Regions from separate parts of the Mus musculus genome. Here region 2 is linked to region 1. A link is a contact called in ENCODE Hi-C or POLR2A ChIA-PET data. All regions are on one chromosome and are shown on one strand. The core of a region is the stretch at or near the end of the contact, and the rest is flanking DNA. Distances in the headings are between cores, read along the strand shown. Region 1 holds the start of Tbkbp1 (TBK1 binding protein 1). Region 2 holds the start of Kpnb1 (karyopherin (importin) beta 1).

What was found. A loop is a pair of places that touch in the nucleus more often than their neighbours do. ChIA-PET counts read pairs that join two places held with the same protein, here RNA polymerase II (POLR2A).
Region 2: a loop to region 1 is called in a map of heart, with 3 times the contacts of the local background. The contact joins the promoter of Kpnb1 here to the promoter of Tbkbp1 in region 1. A Hi-C loop is called at or near these places in 2 of 37 maps with a recorded cell type or tissue (both heart). POLR2A ChIA-PET finds 5 or more read pairs at or near these places in 4 of 5 experiments (Patski and embryonic stem cell).

The regions. Positions count from the first base shown.
Region 1 is chr11:97,148,240-97,155,473 of GRCm38, reverse strand. It overlaps Tbkbp1 (TBK1 binding protein 1), which reads left to right and starts at 5,399. Exons shown (of 10, transcript NM_001372531.1): 1 at 5,399-5,483; 2 at 5,859-6,112; 3 at 6,407-6,529; 4 at 6,741-6,845. The coding sequence starts at 5,888.
Region 2 is chr11:97,182,395-97,189,518 of GRCm38, reverse strand. Kpnb1 (karyopherin (importin) beta 1) reads left to right here and starts at 1,627. Exons shown (of 22, transcript NM_008379.3): 1 at 1,627-1,973; 2 at 2,072-2,130; 3 at 4,410-4,592. The coding sequence starts at 1,934.

The DNA.
Region 1 (7,234 bases), core at 4,150-6,649:
TAATCCAGGCATGTTTTTATTTCTTCAAGATGTATTTATGTATGTATTTTATAGATAGGAATGTCTTGCCTGTATGTATATCTGCACACCAGAAGAGGGCATTGGATCCTATGGGACTGTAGTTACAGATGGTTGTGAGCCATCATGTGGGTGCTAGGAATTGAACACAGGACCTCTGGAAGAGCAACAGTGCTTTTAATGGCCTCTGCGTCTCTCGAAATCCTGCCAGGCAGGTTTTCAACTCTTTTCTTGCCTTAGCCTCCTGACTGTTGGATTATAGATACTATAATCTAGTATGTCCAGATTTATTTTTTTGTTATTTCAGAGGTAACAAGGGTGTCTGTCAGTCGGGGGCTGGAGAGATGGCTCAGTGGTTAAGAGCACTGACTGCTCTACTACAGGTCCTGAGTTCAAATCCCAGCAACCACATGGTGACTCACAACCATCTGTAATGGTGATCTGATGCCCTCTTCTGGTGTGTCTGAAGACAGGTACAGTATACTCAAATAAAATAAATCAATCATAAAAAGAAGAATCGGTGTCAGCCACCCAGCCTGGGCTTGAATTCATAATCCTCCAGTCTCAGCCTCCCAAGTAGTTGGGGCTAGTAGCACATACCACTGGGGTAATTTTGTTTGGGATGCTGGGGATGTGCTCAGTGGTCAGGCAGTTGCCTAGCATGCACAAATGCCCAGGTGTGTCCCCGCAACATGGACATGAATAACTTTGACTTTGGATAAAAATAAACATTGTTTTTGAGAAAATGAGACAGTTGTGAAACGGCTCTACAACATACCACATCTCCCCCAAAAGCCCAGCCCCAGAGGCTGTGGCTGCTCTGTGGTGCTGCACAATCTCTGAGGAAAAGAGTGTGAAGTCAGTGCAGGAATGACTTCCCCCACTGCCTCACCTCTGTCCACAGGACCCAGCAGCTACCCATGATGGCCCGTGATGGTTCCACAGTGTCCCTGACTTCCTGAGGCCTGGAAGTGTGGCGTCAAAGGTGGCACTGTCACATACATCTAATCAATTTTACCCGCCAGCGATTTGAGTCATCTGGTTTTGATTCAGCCTAATGCCGCTTCTTCCTCCGTTTCAGGCAAGAATGGGACAGGAAAGACAAAAGTTTCTGCAGAGCAAGAGGCGTGGGAGTGGGAGAAAGGCTCTCCTCATGGCTTCCAGGAGGGTTACTTGCCAGAGCTCTGCTTCAGCAGTGTCTCCCTCTCTTGCCATACCCGAGAAGGCCAGTTAGGAAGGTTTCAGACTGACTAGTGCCCAACACAGCTCCCTCTTCTATCTTAGCTGCCCCCCCTTACCCTTTCCACTCCACTGATTCTCTCCTGTCCCCTCCAGAAGAGGAGCCTAGCTGGTTTCATGGTTCTTAGAAGGACTTAGAGCAAACCCAGCTCTCTCAGAGAAGTGAAGTAACTGAAGTCTCGCAGTTTTGTTCCTCTATTCACTCAGTTCTTCAGAACATGCCTTCTAATCCTCCAGGATTTACCTCCAAGGCCATGTCATCTGTGGCTCTTCCTAGACAACCCTGAAGCCATGCCTTGCTTACTCCTCCCTTGCCCCAGCACCTTACATTCACACTCAGGAAGAGCCCTGTCACTGACTGCTCTCTTAGCCCTTGCTTTTTGAGACTTTACCACCTAGCCCAGCGACTCCCAATATGAGATTTACAGACGGAGGTCATCACCCTCAACTTCCTTTAATCTGACTGCTGCTGCTTCCCAGGTGCTGGGATCAAAAGTAAGCACCGTCATACCCAGCCTCCAGCTTTTTATTTTTATTTTTCCAAGACAGGGTTTCTCTGTGTAGCCCAGGCCATCCTGGAACTCACTCTGTAGCTCAGGCTGGCCTTGTACTCAGAGACCTACCTACTTCTGTCTCCCAAATGCTAGGATTACAGGCCTGTACCTGGCCAACTTGTTTTAATTATAAATTCCTTTTTTTTTTTGTATTTGTTCTACCAGATTTTAAGTTCCATGAGAGCAAAAAAGAGCACACTTCTTATTTTCAGTGTCCAGTATGTCATGGATGTTTGAGAGATTTTTGTTAAAAGTCAGACAATCCTCTCGCTGAAGAAGTAAGCTGAAACAGGAAGACTGCTTCTCACTTGATGCCACAGAGTGAAGCTATGTCTCAAAACACGCCCCCAAATAATTTTATTTTATTGAACAATGTAGTGACCATGGTCTGGGATGAGCTCTTGTCCTCAGAACTGTCTGACATGAACAAGAACTAGAAACAGAATATGCTGGAATCAGGGCCAGGGCAAGTTTTCAGGTTTCATCTAATTCTTTGGGGCTTTTGCCCCCAGCCACCTAGAGCCTAGGCTCTAGGGCACCAGGTGACTCACTGAGGCCTGCATTGTAAGCAGCTGCCGGCAGGGGCTGACTCATCCGGGAGAGTGTACTCAGAGGTCCCTCGACCCACTCACTGTCTTTTCCAGCAAGGGAGGACTTGCCATGGCCATGTCTGTGCTCTCGGGAATTGTGGAGACAACTCCACACCTGGCCTGGCCTCCAGTCTTGCATGGCTCCTGAGAAATTCTGGGGCCTGAAGGAAAAGGACACCTACCTTGTCCTTGGGTCTACTGAGCGGGACGACCTGTGTTCCAATCAGCTTGCCTTCATATCTACAGGATAGATGGGTCATCCTATACGGTCTAAGAAAGTTCGTGCCTGCTTGGCTAGCAAATAGCTGACCGGCCTCTGTGTTCTGGACTATAAAAGGGAGCAGGCCAGCAGGAGTCCAAGCCAGTGAGAACCCCCTCCTTTGATGAGTGTCCAAGACTGGGGCCGGTCATCCTGGGAGGAACAGCTTACCCAGCCTAGCATGTTTCTCCACAGTGGAGAAGATGACAACTGCCCTTGTTTCTCAAAGCTCCCCCGGAACAAGAGACCTTTTTCTTTCATCCTTCCCTTTTCAGAAGCACTCTGCTAGAAGCCAGAAAGGTGGACTCAGCTTCCATGGAATCTTCCTAGCTAAGTACTGACCCCCACCAGAGCCCCTTCCCTAGCCTATGCCTGGCCTGCAGAGTTTGCATCTCCCTCCCTCACAAGGCAAGGGCCCTCGAGCTTTGCTCTGGCGATCTCCCAGCAGAGTCAGGCTGGCTTTGCCTCTGTCCACGGTTCTTAATCCACCAGGGAACGAAAATGACTCATTAACATCTCCCCGGCACTTGCAGGGCACCTTGGCGTCTGATCTCTATTCTTTCCCCCTTGGGGTGGCCTGTCCGGAACGATCTCCTGTCTAAGTCAGAGGTGAAGTAACTTGCCCAAGGTCACACACAGTGGGAACGTGGCAAAAAGACTTATCTTCTGCCTGGCAGTTTGGCAGGTGCTCAAATCTTTGTGTAAAGGGCGAGGTATGGTGTTTCTTCATCTTTCTGGCCTCTGGGAGTGTCTTTAAAGGGCTTGGAAGGGATGTCCGTCTTCCCAAATGAACATTTTATCTCCTTAGTTCACGCTCACTTTCAAAGTTAGATTTAACTCTAATGTCTCTGTGTTCAAATAGATAGATTACTTCGATGCCCCTTCCTACGAGAGCAAAGAGTACATAGTCTAGTGATGTTTCTTCTCCGAAGACCAATAAAAAAATAAAAATATTTCCCCCAAATAAACAGCTCCACTTCTTTCCAAAATGTGCAACCCCAAGTCCTGCCCCGAGGCGCCCCAGCACACGGTCCGCAGACACTGCGCCGGTCGGCGGGGAGGGGAGGCCGCACGGCGGGGAGCTGGTGGGCGCCCGGCGCGCTGCCAGCCTCAGCCGGACCGCACCGCGGGGGCCGCCGCCCCTCGCCACGTGGTGGTGGCAACCGCGGGGTCCCGGGCGCCGGTCCAGCTGGAGAGACCCGGAGCAGCCGGGGAGGAGGAGGCGGAGGAGACGGCGGCGGCGGCGGCGGAGGAGGAGCGGGGCGGGCGAGCGGGAGGGAGGGGGCCGGGAGGGGAGGGGAGGGGGTGGGGAGAGACCCGGCGGCGGCGGCAGGGCGCGGAGCGGCGCGCGGTGCCAGGGGGTGGGGGCGCTGGGGCCCGTCAGGGGAGGGAGCCGGCGGAGGGGTGCGCTGCGACTGCGAGCAGGAGCCCGCGGCAGCCGTGAGTGCGGGCCGGGGCCCGGGCTGGGGGAGGGGGAGGGGCGCGGCGGGCCGGGGCGGCTTGGGGCGCGGGAGGCCGGGGCCCGGGCGCGGGTGGGCGGGCGCTGCGCCCGGGAGCAGAGTGGGGAAGGGTCCTGCGCCGCTGCCCGCAGCCTCCGGCCTGCGGGGCGGCTGCCGCTCAGTAGCCCGCCCGGAGCCCGGCCGCGGTGGGGGAGGGGGCTGCGCGGTCTCGGCCCCACAGAGGGGAGGGGCGACAGTTTCTGTCCGCCGAGCCCGAGGGGGTTTAAAGAGCCGCTCTTAAAGGGGCCGCCGGAGGGGCCAGGCGGGGACGGGCGCCCCCTCCCCAGTAGCCTGCGCGGGCGCTCGGCGCGCGGCCCCAGGATGCGGAGGAAGGCAGCTCGGGTCGCACGGCCGGGGTGTGTGGGGACACGGAGTCCTCGAGAGTGGGGGTGATGGCCGGAGATCGTGGGCAGGGATGGGGGTGGGGTGTGTAGTGAGCTCTGGTCGGCAGAGTAGGGGGAGGGGTGGCGTGGGCAAGAGAGGGTTAAAGGTGGGGCCAGCCCTTCAAACACGCGCACACGCTCCTTACTCAGACCTGTCACACGCGTCTGTCGCTCCGGCACTTAGCCGAGGCTGGGGGATGGGGGACCCGAGGCCTGCACTGTCGGAACTCGCGCCTTCGGACCGAGCCCCCTCGCCGGAGCGCACACACGCTCCAGCGCGCGCACACACCTCGGACATTCCCATAGTGCCTCACGTGACACTCGGCCCGAACGTGCCCACCCTACCCACACGCTCACGCACGCGTGCTCACACGCGCGCGCGCGCACACACACGTACACACACACACATACACAACCTCTGGTCACTCCCGAACTCCGCGCTGACCCCGGTCCTCCGCCCCGCAAAAGCACTCATTGACGGCGGCACACCTACACTCATTCACAGACACACACTCCCCCCCACATGGCAGCCACAGCCACACATTCATAAACAAGGGCCCGGAGATGTACACACGCACCCCCTCGCTGCCTACTCGTTTTGGGAGCCCTGAGTCATTCCTGCCCCCCTCCCAGGGCTCCCCATTTCCCTGAGTGCAGGCACAATAGGACAAGCTGGAGTCTCCCTTAATGGTCTCGGTTCTCCTAGGCCCCCTTGCCCAGTTTGCTGCCTCTGACACTCAGCCAAGGACTTCCTGTAGGTCTGCGCCTGGACGGTTGCCACAGCCCCGGCGCACTTGGGGAGGCACTTCCTTTTCCTGAACTCTGGGATCCTGCGGGAGGAAGTTGGGCGGGGGCCACAGAGGCCAGGCTGCCTAGCGGGACTAGCCTTCCTTAGGAGCAGGCGACAGAGGCCTGGGATGGGAATCTTGGCGGCTGTCGAGGTACTTGGGGAAAAGGGAGGTCTGGGGAGGAGACCAAGCCGAGTAGTCTAGGCAGGTTCTGGGCTGTGCCAATGCTGGGACAGCAGCCCTCCCTCCCATCTGTCCACAGGTCTCTCCTCCCTGCCCCTGATCCTTGGTCCTGTTTATCAGTTGTCCCCCACTCCACTCATGACGTCTATCTGGTTCCATTTCCTTCTATAAGCAGTCACAGCAGGGGATAGGGCAGAAACTTGAGAGAGAAGAGAGAGAGAGAGTTAGTTGTGAGATCTGTCTCTTGGCTGAAGCTCCCCAGCTACCACAGGTTCCTCAGACCAGCATGGAAGAGTTGGGAACAAAGAGCAGGTGGTCCTCTTTACTCTGTTCCTGCACTCTCAGGAGGCCCAGGGTGGGCTGAAGCCCTTACCATGGAGTCCATGTTTGAAGATGACATCAGCATCCTGACCCAAGAGGCCTTGGGGCCCAGTGAGGTGTGGCTGGATGGTCCTGGAGACCCGTCCCTGGGAGGGGACATGTGTTCTGCCTCCCACTTTGCCCTCATCACAGCCTACGGAGACATCAAGGAAAGGCTAGGAGGCCTGGAGAGGGAGAATGCCACCCTCCGCCGTCGCCTCAAAGTCTATGAGATCAAGGTCAGAACCTAGATGTGATGGCGAGCTGAGCTTGTAGTTGCCTGCAAGGGCAGGAGGGTCCCAAGAGGTGGCCAGCACTGGAGGCTGCCTGGTCCCTGAAGAAGTGGCTGCCTTGGGGATGAGGAGCTCTGCTCCTGCAGCCAATCTCAGGGGTGGAGGAGGAGCCCAGCTTTGGAGTGGTGGGTCCCATTGGAGGGGGCGGGGAGAGGCGCCTGTGAAGCTGGCAGTGGGGTTGGGGGACAGAGCGGTCCTGGGATGGGAAGCCAGGCTTCTCAGAGGACGACCCTCCCACAGTATCCGCTGATCACTGATTTTGGAGAGGAGCATGGCTTCCCTCTGTATGAACTCAAGGATGGCTCCCTGCTGGAGGTGGAGAAGGTCAGTCTGCAGCAACGACTCAACCAATTCCAACACGAGGTAAGCCCTTGCTTCGCTTCCCAGCCAACCCCACTCCCTTAGCCTCCTGCTTCCCTCACTTTGCCCTCAACCCCGCCCTGCCCCCGCCTTCCCTAAATCAGCTTCAGCGCTTCCTGTTTCTATTGGGAATAGGGTTGGGGAGGTTGGGAGCCCCCTCTGCTCCCTGTCAAGGCTGGTCCTGACCCTGGCACACCTCTCCGGGCCTACCCAGTTGCAGAAGAGTAAGGAGCAGGAGGAGCAGCTCGGGGAGATGATCCAGGCTTACGAGAAACTGTGCGTGGAGAAAAGCGACTTGGAGACAGAGCTGGGGGAGATGGTGAGGCCCAGAGAGCGGGTGTGTGTGTGTGTGTGTGTGTGTGAGGTATCTGACGTGATGTGATTCTCTACGTGCATTCCAACCCGATGAGTGTGTGCTGCCTGTGTGTCACACACACTCTGCTGCGTGCACACTCCCTGTATCCACTCGTCCCTGTCTGTGAATGCCTGCTTTGCCGTGTGAATGAGACAGTATCATCCGGGTCATGGGTGACTCTGTACCTTGGGCTAGGATGCTGTGTGTGTGTGTGTGTGTGTGTGTGTGTGTGTGTATTTGGCTCTCACACTGCATCAACCCTGTACCTATAGTATAGTATAGTGTCTGGGAGAGGGTATAAGTGACAAGAGAGGTGCCAGAGCTCTCCATAGTCCCAGCACAAGCGTGATGAG
Region 2 (7,124 bases), core at 378-2,877, 38 kb before region 1:
TAATCCCAGCACTCTGAAGGCAGAAGCAGGTGGGTCTCTGAGTTCAAGGCCAGCCTAATCTACAGAATGAGTTCCAGGACAGCCAGGGCTATACAGAGAAACCACCTGGCTCCGCCCCCCCCCACCGTGGGGGGAGGGGGGCAACCCAACCCAACCAACAAATCACAGCCAAACAAAAATTATGCTTGCATAGTAAACAAAAAAATCTTTCTTAAAATCAGGATAAGATGTGGAAGTATTCAGAACATATCTATACATGAAGCCATTGGAAACATACATTACAGGCAGAAAATACACACAATTAAAAAACCCCACGAGGCTATGACTTTAAGTGTTTCAGAGAACACTAAATCCCAAGTTTCCAAAGTGTGGCTAGTGTAGGGCAATTTCTTTACACCTTAAAAACAATACAATTTACATGCTATTTTGACCCATATGCTCCTAATCCCCCCATGACTTGCAGCTGGGTATCCAAATGAGGGGAGGGGAATGTTAAGCAACTATATGCAACGTATTTTTATCTTGTTTGTTGTATTTGTTTTTTGTTTTTGAAACAAGATCTCAGACTGTAGTTCAGGCTTCGGGATACTGAGATGGCAGGTGTGTCGCTACAGCTCGTCAATGCACACGTTCTTTATATAATACTACACAGATCTTGTAAACGAAGTCTGGACATCAAAGCTTTATGGGAACTGCTAAGTGGTCTAAGGACGCGCCTCCGCGAAACTTTGTTAACAGTCCAGGGCCCCGACGGGGTCTCCAAGGGCAATTAGGGGCGCCTGAAGCCAGCTCTGCTCGAGTCTGGAATGGGCTGTGTGACCTTGGACAGGCTCCACTCTCTCTCTGGGCTTCAGTTTGCAAATCCGCACGTTGGAAGGTGAACCACGTGGTTCTCATGGTCCGGTTCCGCACAGAGCGCGGCAGCAAGCCGACCTCACCATGAAGGCAGCTTCCTGTGGGCGCGGCGCAGGACTTTAACGGTTCCCGTCCCCGCCCCCTCCGAGGCCCGCGAAAGGCTCGCTTTCCGTACACCGCGGCGAGTGACGGCTCTCCGTAGCGCGCAGTCCGAGCCACTCGCGCGCAGCTCCGCCCCACCCCGGAGGCGTCCCGTCGTGCTCCGCGCCAGACTCCTAAGAGCCTGGGCGCCTCCCGCCTTTCCGCGCGGCGGCGACCCCGAACTCCTCGCTTCAGTTCTCCCGGCGCCCCGTCCTATCAACGTCCAGGATCCCAGCCAATCCGACGCGCCTGGAGCCTTTACCTTCCGCCCACCCTTCTCCCCGCGCACAGCCGGGCTGAGCCCGAAGGCCTTTACCGGGCCAGCCCAATCAGCGGCGCGCTCTTACCTGCCCCACCCCAGAGCCCCTCCCCTCGACCAATAAGCACGCCCCATCCCGCTGCCCGCCCAGCCAACCGGACCTTGAAGCCCGCAGGCCAATGGGCGCGTGGCGGCCCTTCAACGCTAGCCGTCCGGCCAATCGGGGGTTCCGCGTGGCCCCGGCCGTAGCCAATCGCTGGGCAGCGCGGTGCCGCCGCGGAGAGGTCCGGCAAGGATATCCCTCCGCCTCCCTCCCTCGATCTCTCTCCCTCCCTGCGATCCGCCTCTCACTCACTCACTGCCGCCCTTCCTTTCTCCCTCCGCCGCCCGAGCAGCAGCCGCGCTCCGAGCTGCCCCCGGGGTCCCTCCCCCGCCGCCAGAGGAGCAGCTGCTGCCGCCTAGCACATTAGGAGGGCGGAAGGAAGGAAGGAGAGCGGGGAGGAAGGGGAGCCGGAGCGCCTGGCCAGAGGCAGCCGGTGAATGGGCTTGTGGTGACCCCCACCCCCCACCCCACCCTCCCTTCCCACCCGACCCCCAACCCCCATCCCCAGTCGGAGCCGCCGCCCGACAGGCCGGGCCGCCGTCTTGCGAGGAGTCCCCGCCGCCGTCACCTCCGCCATGGAGCTCATAACCATCCTCGAGAAGACCGTGTCTCCGGGTAGGACTCGGGGCCGGGGGGTCGGGCCGAGGTGACCGGGGTGGGGGAGGGGGTGGCCCCTCTGACCCCGCTGCCTCTCCCCCCATCTCTCCCGGCAGATCGGCTGGAGCTGGAAGCGGCGCAGAAGTTCCTCGAGCGTGCGGCCGTGGAGAATCTGGTGCGTGCCGCCCCGCCGCGCCCCATCCCGCCGCGTCCCCATCCCTGCGTGCGGCCCTTCCCGCCCTCCTGGAGGCCCAGGCCTCAGGAACCCACCCCGCCCCAGCTCGTCCCCCTACCCCCCCGCCCGGCCCAACCTAACCCCGCCATCGGGAAGCCGGTGGGTGTGTCCCGCCCCGAGCCCCGCGTCTGGCCAATAGCGAGGCGCGCCGGGGTGATCGCCGTCCAATCGCCACGCGGCCTGAGGGCGGCGGTGCTGCGGGAGGGAGAAAGAGGGAGGGAAGGGAAGTTAGGTTGCATGGCGCTGCGTGTTCAGCAAGGGTGGGGGTTGGGGAGCCGGGCCTAGGGGCCATGTGGAAGCTCTGCGCCCTGCCGCCTGCCTTGTACTGGCTGCGGCCGGCCTCTCCTTCCTGTCCCCTGGTTTTGAGGCAGTATGCAACTACTTCCCAGAGCCCTACCCTTCCCCAGCTCCCTTGGTCTGTGCTCATGGCCACGCCTGGCACCCGACCACCTCTGGACCCATTGCCACAATTTTTTTCTTTTTCTTGCCCATTATTATCCCATTCCTGGTCTAAGTGCACGAATGTTCTGTTTGGACTTAGGTTTTCAGAGAACTCATCTTTAAGGATCTCAGGCTGAGGCTCATTTCTGAGATTGAGCCTATTCTCTGATAAATCACAAATGTAACCCCGTTTTTCATACTTTCGGATTTAAGAAGTACATTTGAGAAAAGAAAAAGTGACTGACTTTTGTATAGGAAAATGTGGGATTATTGAAGCAGCCTATTGCCAGAATGTTTCTCCTCTCCTTTTTGGGGGAAGGGGAGGGAAGCGTGGATGATATGGAAAGTCTCTTTAAAGGTAGGAAGTTTTAAAAAGTGAAAAAAAACATTGTAACCCAATGTCCTTTGTGAGAGCTTTGCAAAATAGTAACATCCATACAGCGACATATCTGATTTGTACTGACCACTTTTGGTGGAGAGGTAAGCGACTTGTGTTAAGGTTTTTTTATCTCACACCTTTCCAAGCATTTCCTTTTTAGTGTAGACTGAGAATTCTGCTCATAGTATATTCTTGGTTTTGCTTTTGCTACTTTGCAAGAAGCCCTTTTTCCTGCTCCTAACTCTTCAGTGGCACAGAATAGAAATTGGAGAATTGTGTTCTGAGCCTACTGTAGAGTTTGCTTACATTGAGAATTATCTCCTGTGTTTGAAGAGTTTGCTAACACTAAAAAAAGTGTCTACTTTGGCCTTCTATAACATTCCTGATTGGACAGATTACGTACAGGCCCACCCCCCTGTGTGTGCCTCTGTATGCTCAGAAAGAGGAAGGGGGGTGTTATAGATGATTATCTTTTGGACCTGTATTTCAAAACATAGATTTTTGGATGATTCATTGTTAGTTCACATTAGGTCCAAAACACCATAGGCTCCCTGGTATGTTCTGCTTCTAAATGAAGCCAGTTTTTTTTTTTTTTTCCCCTCTCTCTTTTTTTTTTTTTTTTTTTTGGGCGGGGGGGAGTCAAGACAGGATTTCTCTATATAGCCCTGACTATCCTGGAACTCACTTTCTGTAGACCAGACTGGTCTCCCAACTCTGAAATCCACCTGCCTCTGCCTCCTAAGTGCTGGGATGAAACCAATTTCTCTTGACAATTCATCATTCACATTGTCATATTCTTTCAATTTCTGAAAACTAGTTAACACTTTGGCTTACAGATCCCTTTTGTTGAACATGCAGAACTAAAACACGGAGGACTCGGTCTTACATGTATGTTAGACTGGCACACATATGTTAGAAAGGATGCCTTACATGAGATCACAGGGCTGTCCTGATGTTTTTGAACAAGATTTTTTTTTTTTTAATATACTTTTCAAGAATTCTTTTCGTTGAGCTGATTTGCAGTACTGGACATTGTTGTACATGCTTGGAGAAAGTTGTCACTAGGATTGCCGTGTCACCAGGCATCGACTTGCCTTTAATTCTGGGGAGATATTTATTAGACTTGGGCTCAAAACATGTTCTTGATAGGAGGAATCTGTTTCTTCATATAGCAGGTGACTTGTCCTTGAAGTGGCTTTTGTTGCTTAGTCAGGCCTTAACTTTTTGAACCCAAGGAAACCTCTTCAATGTTGAGTCTAGGCAGGTACTATTTCAAAGAGAGATTTCCCAGTTTCCTGAGATACCTTGATTTGATCTAAATTTTGTGTGCTTCTCTAGTTTAGTACTTTATAAGCAAGGGGAAATTGCTAATATGCTTGCAAATGCACCTTCTCCACAGCCCACGTTCCTTGTGGAACTGTCCAGAGTGCTGGCAAACCCAGGAAACAGTCAGGTTGCCAGAGTTGCAGCTGGTCTACAAATTAAGAACTCTTTGACATCGAAAGATCCAGATATCAAGGCACAATACCAGCAGAGGTGGCTCGCTATTGATGCTAATGCTCGACGGGAAGTCAAGAACTATGTAAGTGACTGTCCAATCCTTGATGTCACATGGTCTAAGGAACAGCATTGTAAGGGAGTGTTCATTTACCTGGCATAGAGCATGACAGATTTCTGAGACCTCAACTTTAACTGAATGTAAAAATTTATTCTGATTAGTCTCTTGGTGTGGAAATGGGTGTTTGGTGTGTTGTTGGGTTCAGCTTGCTAAGGTGACCTGCAGCAGCTTGGGAAACTTTAGTTGGGTCTCTTAAAAGATTTCACTCCTGAAGTACTGGGAGTGCCACACTGCACTCCGGGGTATCTTTGAGTGTGTAACAAGGTGTTAAGTAGCCCAGTCCATCCTCGGTTTTATTAAAGGGTGGCTATGAACTCCTAACATTTCTGCACTTACTCTAAAAGGGGTCAGGTGTTTGCCACCATGCCTGGATTTTCATAGATATCTTAAACATATTTTCTACTTTAAAAATGTGTGTTTATGTATGTTTTAGCAACTTTGGAAGCCAGAAGAGAGTGTTGATTCCCCTGGATCTGGAGTTACACGCCATCGTGAGGATCAGACAAGGGTGCTGGGAACTGAACTCTTTGGAGAGCAGGGAGGGTTATGCTGTTTTGCTCTCCCCAACACAGTCCCACAGCTCCCCTTTGTTTTAGGGATGGCAGGTCCTGTTGTTTGCTGGTTTTTACAGGATAATGTGTAAAGTCAGGGAGATAAATAAGTAATTTTGAGTCAAACAAAGAGCTTGAAGATTTGTCTATCTATTTATGTTTCACTATGTAGTCTAGGCTGGCCATAAACTCACAATCTAACTGCCTTTGCCTCTGAGTCCTGGGTGTGTAGCTTGTCTTTTTATGTACTTAAAACCAGTTATGGAAAACTTTCTTGAGATCTCAGCATTGTGAGTGAGTTCTTTGCTGGTTTTGCATTGTGGCCTTTTTATGATTTTGTTGTTGTTTTGTTGTTATTGTTGAATTAGAAAGCACAGGATTCAAACATAGATAGATAGGCTTGCCTTTTTCTTGTTTTAAGTACTAGTTACTTAGTGGTCTTTATGGATAGGGGCCAAAGGAAACTTGATAAATTAAATAGTCACAGTCATAATTTGTTCAGGGTATTAAGGTGGAAATGAGAGGAGTTTCTGTTTGTATTTAGGCAGGTCAAGATTATGGGCATCATAATTGCTGGATTTAGATTCTACTTTTAGGCAAATTAGTGTCCTGTGAGGCAGGTGCTTCCCTAGCAGTGACCCCCCCTCCCTTTTCCAGTCATCCTGTCTACTGTCACTTGGCACAAGTTAGGAAAACCAAATTACTTTGATTCTTCCTTGGAGTATATAAAGTTATTTTTACCCAAAATTGTGTCTACTCGGAAATGACATTTTTCTGAAGTGTTACTTTTAGACAGAGTCTCACTATAGCTGAACTCACTATGTTGACCAGGTTGGCCTCAAACTCACAGAGATCAACCTGCTTCTGTTTCTCTAGGGCTGGATTAGAGGTATGCCAATGTGTCTAGCTATTGAGTTATTTTAAATTACACATATGTGTGTGGGTATGTGCACTTTAGTACAGGTGCCTATGGAGGACAAAGGTGTAGGATCCATCCCCCTGGAGCTGGAGTTACAAGGAGTTGTGAGCTTCGTGACATAGGAGCCAAGCTTGAGTTCTCTGCAAATGTTGCATGCACTTTTAATGTCTGAGCCATCTTTCCAGCCAAGCATAATAATATTTTAATCCCCACCTCCTTAGTTGTTGGACATAAATCTTTTTTCTCTTTTGTTAGTTTTAATCATTTGAAGCTAGAGATCTCACATTGTTCCCAGGCTGGCTTCTACCACACACACGGTAGTCCTTTTCCCTTGTTCCCTGGTACTAGGTGTCTGCATCCTGGGCAGGGATTTAGTCAGATTGAGTAACTCCCATTCCCCTTCTGAAGTTTTAGAGAGCTTACCTCATTTTTCCTTTAGGATTTTCAGAAAGGAGCTTGCTCACTGTAGCCCAGGCTAGCCTCCGTCTTCTGAGTGCTGAGCTTAGGTGGCAGCCAGGGTGTCCACCACTGTGCGCCTTTGACAGCCTTCGTTTTATTGACAGCCATTCAAGCTCTGCTGTTCCTAGAGAGCAAAACTTTAAGATTGAAATTATTGTTATTAGGTGGAGGCTGGCAAAAAATGATATGCCATATAAGAGAGTGTTCATACTAGCTAATAACTGTACCACAGGGCACTAAGTGACCTGACCTAGTCAGCAGAGCTGGCCTGAATATCTACCAGCTCTTTTTTTTTTTTTTTAGCCCAGTGTTCATGCCAGGAACAGTTAACTGTTTGCCTTTGAGTGAGCTCATGGTCTGACTTAGATGATCATGGTAATGGTTAACCTTGCAGAAGCGGTGGCCTCCTCCTTTATTTTAAGCTGTGCGATTGCCCTGTATAAATGCTGCATTTCTAGTGAGACATGCTTAGTGGCGGGTTTCCATTTGGCATCACTGACTACTTCTTGGTGATGGCTAAGAACACTATTTTGGTTCCTAGGCATATAGAACTAGTCGTCTGAGAAT